Regions from separate parts of the Homo sapiens genome. Here region 2 is linked to region 1. Evidence: read pairs that join two places in POLR2A ChIA-PET (ENCODE). Cell type or tissue: Panc1. All regions are shown on one strand. Links, peaks and the distances in the headings refer to the core of each region. The heading gives the core; the rest is flanking DNA. Region 1 overlaps CNTNAP2 (contactin associated protein 2). Region 2 overlaps CNTNAP2 (contactin associated protein 2).

Region 1 (4,412 bases), core at 111-4,110:
GGATGGGAATCCAACACTTGCTTCACTGATTTCTATGAGTGTAATTACTGTGGTTAAAAATAATGTTCCTTCACATACATGGAAGGCTTTATAATCAACATGTGTTGCCTCCTTTTAGCATTACAGCAATCCCCAGCGAGGTGAGTAGAGAACCCTGTATTTATTTTCTAGATGAGAAAAATGAGCCTCAAAGAGAGAAAGTGGCTTTACCAAGGCCACCTACACATTTATTCATAATACATTATCATGCAACTACTATTTTGTAGGGGTACAATGGAAAAAAAAAAGGGCAATCCACGGCCTCTTGCCTTAAGAAGATTATAATCCATTCGGGCATTTAGACAAACAAATAGGTATTTCAAATATGAGTACAGATTTAAAATACAGTAAAACTAAACATCTGGTCTTTTATTCCTCTTTAGTTTCTCTTTACCAAATATTTTTAAATGAAAATACATGTATCATTTATTATACAAATAATAGATTTTCATTTGATTTCAACTGAAACAATTTATTAAAAATATGAAAAAATATTCAAATGACCTACTCTTATTACTTGGAAAATATCACTGTTAAAATTGATATATCACTTTATGTTTTTTTCTTTCTTTATATTTTCAACCAGGTATTTTCATTTTAGTTTTATTTTCTGTTTAGTATAGAGTAGGTTTCTTATGTTTTCTCTGTCAAACAACATAGCTCTGCTTGCTAACTCTAATTGTTTCTTAGCATGTCATCAGATCATTTATTTTACCATACAACTATTGATGTTAAAATATTTTCACATTTTTCATCATTCAAAACTATGCTGAGATGAAAAGCATACATAAATCTTTGTAACTCTGTCTTATTATTTGCTTGCTATACAATTCTAAAAATGGAATTGTTGTCCAAAAGCCACGCATATTTGAGTTTTACAGTGTTGACTTCTGGAAGGTGATATGATAGACAGATCTTGATAGATGTTGATTTAAATTCTATTTATGGTTCTTTAAATAAGAATAAAACTTAGGTTCCTAATGATAAATAACTTTAAGCTAATGTATTTTTAAAAATCTCTTTGCAATATCATGAAAATTTTCCTACTACTTTGATCTTTAGTTATGAGAAAAAATGATGTATGAAAGTTGAATATGGCTAGATTCTGGAATAGGTCTGAGTATCTGTGACCTAAACTGTAGATCATCTAACTAAAATGTAACATTAGGAACTGTTGTATGGACAATTAGTCTTTATATGGACACTTTTCTTATGTTGCTAATGTGAATATTTAGTACTGAAGATTTTGATTGTGCAAAAAAATTTAGAATTCTCTCTATCAAGAAAAGTGCTCCCTGGTTCCAAAAAACTGTCTCAAAAGGACAAGTCTGCAAATGGGAGTGTGGACACTGTGACACCACAGAATTAGTAATACATGAGTGCATGCACGTATGAGATGTGTGGGCACGGCGATGGTGAGAGTGTGGAGAGCTCCCTATTTTAGGATATAAAGTGCATTAGGTGGGATCCCATGCTGTATATGTTTTCACCCAACTCCTATTATTTCTTCTCTCAAAAATGTGTCCAGTTTGTATCTTACTAAGACTCTTCCAAGGTAATGCTGTCTACTATTATGCTTTGGTCAAGGTAATTACATGCATCACGAGGCCACTGAGTGTGATAAAAACAAGCAAACAAATAAATATACAAACAGCTTTTATCTAGGTTTACGTTGGCACCTGTACCTCCTGCTATAGAAAGCACTTTGAAGGCATTTTCTTTGCTCATGTAAAGTCAGAGAAAATAGGTTAGCTCTTATTTAGGGACAATCAGCCCAGAATGGACATAAGAAATACAAAGTTCTCTGGTGGCTACTATAGTGGTTTGTCTGATCTTTGTCGTTTTGTTGCAAAGAGCTTTCTATCTACACAGCGACTAAGTATGATTGGATGCCATTAAATACTCCTGTTAAGCACTTTGGGGAGCTATGGGTCTGTTTTTAGTCTCCTTTCTCTCTTTCTTGCTGATAAATGTAAAAGAAAATATTAACTGGGCTTAGTTTAGAAACATTATGTACACATAAAAAATATGCCCCACGATACTAGATCTGGGATAAAACTCATTAACTTACTATTAGAAAGTTACTAAATTACTTCCTAGCTTTATTGCAAAATGCAAAAAAAAAAAATGTTGTTTTAAAGGATAATTAGCTTTTTCATTAAAAAAGAAAATCGGCTTGAGGAAGAAAAAAACTTGTTTAAAGAAATGAAGAATTAAATAGTGGAATCATTACTCTATGAATTCTTGGTGCTGATAACACTCTTAAATAGTGTATGAAGATCAGAACAAAAAGAAAAAGTGCTAGAGGGGCTCAAAGAGTGTGAAAGGTCGGTATTCACGATGTACTAAATGTATCACCTTTTGTCACTGACATAATAAAGGTAGCCAGAGGGGCGAAAAACTGCAAAGGACTGCAGTTGTCTGTATGCACCGACACAATAGCTTAATTCTTACTTGGCTGCTTCAGAACAGTGGGAAATAATGCTTCCTCACATATATATATGAATCAGACCTTATGAATCAGAAGGGATGGTGCCCAGGAGTCTGTACTTGTATTGACTTACTCATGAGATCATCAAATAAAATATAATTTAAGAATCACTGATTTAGAGGAAACAAAGCAAAAAACCATATAGACATAGAACTGTTGGATTGACTGGTGGTATCCAAGTTCAGTAACTAAAGCTTCCTCATGTATATATATATGAGGAAGCATTATATATATATATATATATATGGTTGTAGGCCCATCACAGGAGCACTTACTTATGAAATCTAAAATTTAGAAATTGAGTGTTGTAATAAAATAAAATTTCCAAGCAATATTTGTCATATATTAACCTACCAAGCCTTTTGTAAAGTGCATACTAGTTATCATACTACTTGGGAATTATGAATTAATAATAATTCAAAATTTATGAGTGTACTTATGAACCATTAAACTTTTGGAGATTTTTTTAATCTATTTTGTATGGCATTGGTTGTACTTTTACTTTTTGGGAATTTTTTTTTTTTGGAACCATTTGTAGTAATCACAAATACATGTTCAATGTAAAAACCAAAGAATCTGAAATGATTGATTCAGAACATAAGCTCTACCATATTTCCTTGTCTGCTATCCTCATAACTGGGACTCCCTTTATTTCTGAAGTCCTTTGTCAGTGTATTCTGCAGGGATCTCCTTGACTATGTCCTCTGTCCTGGTGAGGGTGAAGAGACTGAAACTCTTGATCATGAGGTAATGGAAAGTCTGCATGGCTGGTGGCTTACATGGCAAGGATAAGGTGGAATGGCCAGCCAATTTGCTCTGTAAAAGGCCACTAAATACTGGGTTTTAGCCCTCAGAGTCTGGGGAACTTGAAGTCAAAGAAGAGAAAGAATTAGAATACGCAGAACCCCAGACAGGTTTCATCTTCTGATCAGATAGAAAGGCTAAGAGAGAAAACAGATTCCCTAGTCACACTGGCACGAATCCTCTGCTCTGGAATCTTCTCATAAGCCCAGTGAAATTCAGATTCCATGACTCTATTATAGACCTTATGAATCAGAAGGGATGGTGCCCAGGAGTCTGTACTTGTATTGACTTACTCATGTGCCCATCAAATAAAATACAATTTAAGAATCACCGATTTAGAGGAAACAAAGCAAAAAACCATACAGACATAGAACTGTTGGATTGACTGGTGGTATCGAAGTTCAGTAACTAAAACTCAAAAACCTCTTTCCTTCAATTCCCAGAAGTACCCAGGAATTAACTGCCAGATGAAACAATCTGCAGAGAAAACCTCTGAGCACATTCCAGGCAGCATAAAAGGATTAAACTTTATATCAAAGACTAACTTTACAAGCAAGGAAACAAGCAGAAGAGAGCTTTTCTGTCCCTGAAGTTTCTTTAACTGGGGAACCTAGTCTTTCTTTTTACAACTATATGTAAGCCAGCTTAAAGTGTAACTGCTAAGACAGTGAGAGGGACCAAATCTCAGTGATACCAAAAAATTTCCAAATATGTGACTAATATCAGGTTCTCTCTCATTTGATACAGGTTAGAAAGAAAAAGCACAATGAAGGGAAGAGACAGAGAAAGAGAAGAGTGAAAGTTTAACCCAAGTCCAGCTGCTTTCCTTCAAGCAAAAAAGTCAGACCAGTAAGTAATTTCGGGAGTGTCAGGCTGGATATATGGAATTTCCATTCATTATATGACAAGCATTTGTTGAATAACTATTGCATCAGTCCTGTCCTGTTTTTTGGTATGAGAAGTTAATAAGATATTTTTTGACATCAAAAAGCAAATATCCCACAACTCTGTATTGCTCTTTCTATGACACGGTCTGCACAGCATGCTGTGGGAGAACAGAGAGTGGGGGCCCTAAATC
Region 2 (4,412 bases), core at 254-4,253, 140 kb after region 1:
ATGAACTGAGTAAATATGTGTGAAATTACTGAGTGTATAGTAACACTCTGACCCAGTAACGCTCACTGCTACTGAGGAAAATGACGTGACAAAAATATTTTAAGGCAACACCAGGAAAAGGGCCCCTCAAAAGAAAAAAGGGAAATTCCTCTTTTCCTATGTTTCCAGAATATAGCCAGAGACTACCGGCTCCTCCTCTGGAGGAAGCATACTGTCTCAATGGAAGACTTTGGGGGTAGAACAAGGGATATGCTATGTCACAAATCATTTAATAAATCCATCAGCCAACAAGCTTCACCTAGAGATGAACACATCTTCAAAGCACTTTACAGTATGATATGCACAGGCATTGATAACCTAGACTATGTAACCATATGGATAAATGATTCAGAAGCCTTGGTTCAGATTATTAAAAATGAACTAAAACACAAGTGTCGATTTCAAATAAATGCAATGGTAGGCAAGATTTGAAGATGAATGTTTAAATTGTGGTTGAAGAAAAATACAAATATCTAAAGAGGCCTATAAATAAATGACTTTTTACTGGTAACAGTGAAAAAAACATGTTACAAATAGAAAAGTAGACATTTAGCTATTTAGTTGAACTCATAAAGGGCCAAATTTCTTTATAAGAAGGCTATAACGTTAGTTGCTTTTTACCTTCCTAGTCATATTTTTGAGAAATAGGAATATAATGTACATATGTTTAAGTAAGAAAAAAAATAAAAGTAAAATTTGAATTGCAGTCTGAAGGTTTGTTTACAGTTTCCAATCCAAATGCAATATTATTGAAATATTCGAGATTCATCTCTGTGAATGAGTTTTATTGTCCGTATGGCTTTCTATTCTTTAGACTAAACTCCCATCATCTGTTAGGAAGACACATAAAACAAAGGGATTTGCAGTCTATGTTTGCTTTTTTTTTCCTGATAAATTTATCTGTAACAAGTCATCTTTTCAAAAGTATAAGTAAAATATTGGCAGTTTATATTTTTATTCCATCTCCAATGTATATCTTCTATACATAAAAATGTGCTAGATGAAATATAATTATTTACTATTTACAAGATGAAAGCCAAACCAAACCAACAAGCAAAAAACAAACAGAAAAAACAGAACTCAAGTATAATAAACTAAAGTTCTCCCTGCTCTGGTTCTCAGTGGTATACAGTTCATACAAACACTACTAAATTCCAGGAAAGTTTCTGACCACAGTATTATCTATTTACTGTTTACAACTAGAAACAGTTCTCAAGACAATGATAACATTTGTCAAATCCAGAAGTCTCTGTTATAAATAATTACTCTCAAACAGTATTTCAATGTTCTCATAAATATATACACATATACTCTTTCATTGGGTTTAAGCTGTCAAAATAATTTAACCAGTAAAAAATTATTCTACATTTGAAGTAAAAAGTATGAAAATATTACTTCAGAAAGTTCAAAGCTGTAGGTTATTTGTGCACCTACCTAAAATTCATAGTAAATGGCAGTTTAAAAAATTTAAAACTACATCAACTTCTGGTTAAAAAAATCTAGTAAGACAGACATTTTTTGATAATATGAATCACCGAAACCACGTCAGCCACCTTGAAACTGGCCATTTTGAATGCTGTAAAAATGGCATTCTAGGTTACAAACACCATCATGGGTTAAAACGGGAAATTCTTTACCTTTTCTCAGTGAGGCCCCTCTAAATAGAGAGAGCCTGTTGATATTACTTTCAGGCTATTTGACTATTCCTCATGAAATTACAAATGCTAATTGCCCTTTGAAAGTTAATTTTAACAATAACGGGTTAGAATAGAGTCAAGTCTTCGAGGGACACGATGTGTCCCTGGACGGTACGATCAGTTAGATTTTAATAATGTGATGGAATATATTAACAAATATAGGAAAGAATGTGAACAGGGGCTTGGTCAGCAAAGAAAGCATAAAAAGAAAGGGGAGACAGAGAGGAAGTGAGGATATGGCCCAGTTAAGCAGTGCCCATAGACAGGGAGCTTTGCCAGGATGTTAAGTAGTGGGTTTCCATTGGCTGGGCCATCACTAGTGCACAGGTAGGTGGAGTCTTGGCTAATTGACTCAAGTGTTCTGATCCCATTGGGATTGTGGTTCAGGCTCTCTCACTTGATGACATTTTTTTTTAAAAAAGTATTTATCTGGCTAAAGCTTCCTTCCCATCAATTTTCAAGGGAGACAAGGTCTCTTAGTATTAATTCTGTCATTCAAAGCAAACTTAGATGTGCAGAATAAATGTTATAATGGTTATAATGTATAAATGATGATACTGAGTATTGAGTGCTACTGAATTACTTACTAAATTACAGAAAATTGACCTATGTCTCTTGACTTCTGTTAAGAGTGGGAGAAAAAAGTTCCTGGGATAGAGTTCAGGAATGAACAGTTGAATATACCAACTTAAACTTAGGAAAGCAATGATAGGAGCCACACACAAGAAAGATGAAATGTTTTAAAATAGAAAGGCCAAAAAGGACATTAAAATATGCCCAGAATAGCCTGTGTCTGTCCTTAAGTGGTCTCTCGAGAACATTCATGATCTTACAGTTATAGTTGCCTTACACTAGGGTAAGCTGTTTTTACTCTAATAGGCTCAGAAGACTCACTTTGTCAGCATCCCAAAACTGGATTTCTTTATCTTTCAGGAGTAAGAGCACATTAGCTAAGTTTAGAAGAGTGCTTGTTTATTAATGAATTTAAACGAGAACTGTTACTGTAACATGGAATGACAGCCTGAGCCCTATGCTTTCTCTAAGCAGGCAGGGAAAATATTCGAAATGTTTTAGCCTACTGTCACTGTGTTGTGGGGAATACTTGTTTTGGAGAGATGCACCCTCTCTCTCACAGCCCTTTGTGGTGGCTACCGTACTTGTCATCTACTGGAAACTCTACTGTGAAACAAGATTTAGGGACAGTGTTTACATCACCTTGTTCATTTCTGAACATTACAACATACCATTGTCCATTTCCTCCATATGTATTTATGTATATACACATCTATAATAATATATATGACTATATTTTATTAAAATGCATAACAAAATGCACACACTCTCATACATACACATAGGACATGTATACATAGTGCATGTACACATAAGTGAGCACCCCTGGAGAGGCTGTCAGAGGGAACAAATGAGCCCTCTATTTCTTACAACATCGAATGAGCCTCACTCAGGTTTAGTGGTGAATGTTCTTCAAGCCTATAGTTACTGCCCTGTGAATCTAGGAGAACTTGGTAATCTACAGCCTCTGCAACACTACAAAAGACTAAATTCAGTCAAGAGGAAAGGCATATGAAAGTGGAGAAATAAGTTGTCAGGCAAAAATGTCAATTTTCATGAATTTCAAAGCATATAAAAATTAAAGGTCTCCTTCTGTGCAGTCAAAGCAAAGGCTAAGAGTTAAAGTAAATGTAATAATACTTTTTTATTATTCACTAGGCTGTGTATCTTATATAAAACTGAAGAAAAGTCAATAGTAGTACATAAAACAAACCAGCATAGAAAGGTAGGCTGCAATTTCTTAGAAAATAAATGGGGTTTCTTCTTAGAAAATCATTCTCATAAATGTATAGTGCTTAAATTTAACCACAAAAATATACAAAAGTAGATCACTCAGCTAATTCCAAATCCGTATGATATATATGGTCGTGAATTTTACATTGTTTGATTTACTAATATCTTAACTTCAGATATGAATCTTCATATCAATGTCTTCATTTAAGCAATAGGAGGGCGTTTGGATTGAATAAATTCCCTTTGTGAGGTGAATTTAGCGTTAAGGTTTGAGGCATCTGAGGCTATTTTAAATTACCCATTCATTGACAGTCAGTTATAGCACATGCAATATAGCTATTTCTCTTTGATATTGGAGCTAAACAAACAAAAACATATAAATAGTATTTTATAAGCAATGTTCCCAGAAAAACACCTTATTAAAGTAACAATTGGTAATACTAAGCATATTGAAAGTTGACTTAAATGTAAAATCAGTAATCATTATTTTTTAACTTTCTAAATGCAGCTTAATTTCTAATTAAAAAAATAAGTGATTCTCTCTACTAAAATCAAATTCAATGTAAAGATGCATCTTTTGATCTCATCTAATAGAACATTGGTAAAGACAGTAGTCAGGAAGTCTACTGAGTCATCTAAAACATACTAAGGATTAAGGGTTATTATGTATCTATATATTGGGTATCTATTAGGCATATTGTCTTACATAGTTGTCGATCAGAAAAGGAAAGATTCAGTGGTGTGCTGGTCAACCAGTTCTCCAACAAAATAAACCCTAAAAACACATCCTGGTTTGTAGCATCTGCTATTGTAGATACTCCCATCATGGTTAATTTCAAGTTACAACAATTTAACAAGCGACTCACGGAA

Evidence for each region. ChIA-PET counts read pairs that join two places held together with the same protein. Peaks named below come from ENCODE experiments on the same cell type or tissue, not always from the same donor. Only the 100,000 strongest peaks of a DNase experiment are listed, where the experiment ranks them.
Region 2: POLR2A ChIA-PET joins it to region 1 with 5 read pairs; 2 of 35 experiments call an interaction of 5 or more read pairs at or near these places.

Annotation. Positions count from the first base shown.
Region 1 is chr7:147,509,215-147,513,626 of GRCh38, reverse strand. All of the region lies in intron 11 of CNTNAP2 (contactin associated protein 2), which reads right to left. Among named protein-coding and RNA genes, the nearest start is that of MIR548F4, 130 kb to the right of the region's middle. In Panc1, for the core only: no CTCF peak of the experiment used is centred there; a DNase peak (open chromatin) is centred at 2,516.
Region 2 is chr7:147,370,473-147,374,884 of GRCh38, reverse strand. All of the region lies in intron 9 of CNTNAP2 (contactin associated protein 2), which reads right to left. Among named protein-coding and RNA genes, the nearest start is that of MIR548F4, 5.4 kb to the left of the region's middle. In Panc1, for the core only: no CTCF peak of the experiment used is centred there; no DNase peak of the experiment used is centred there.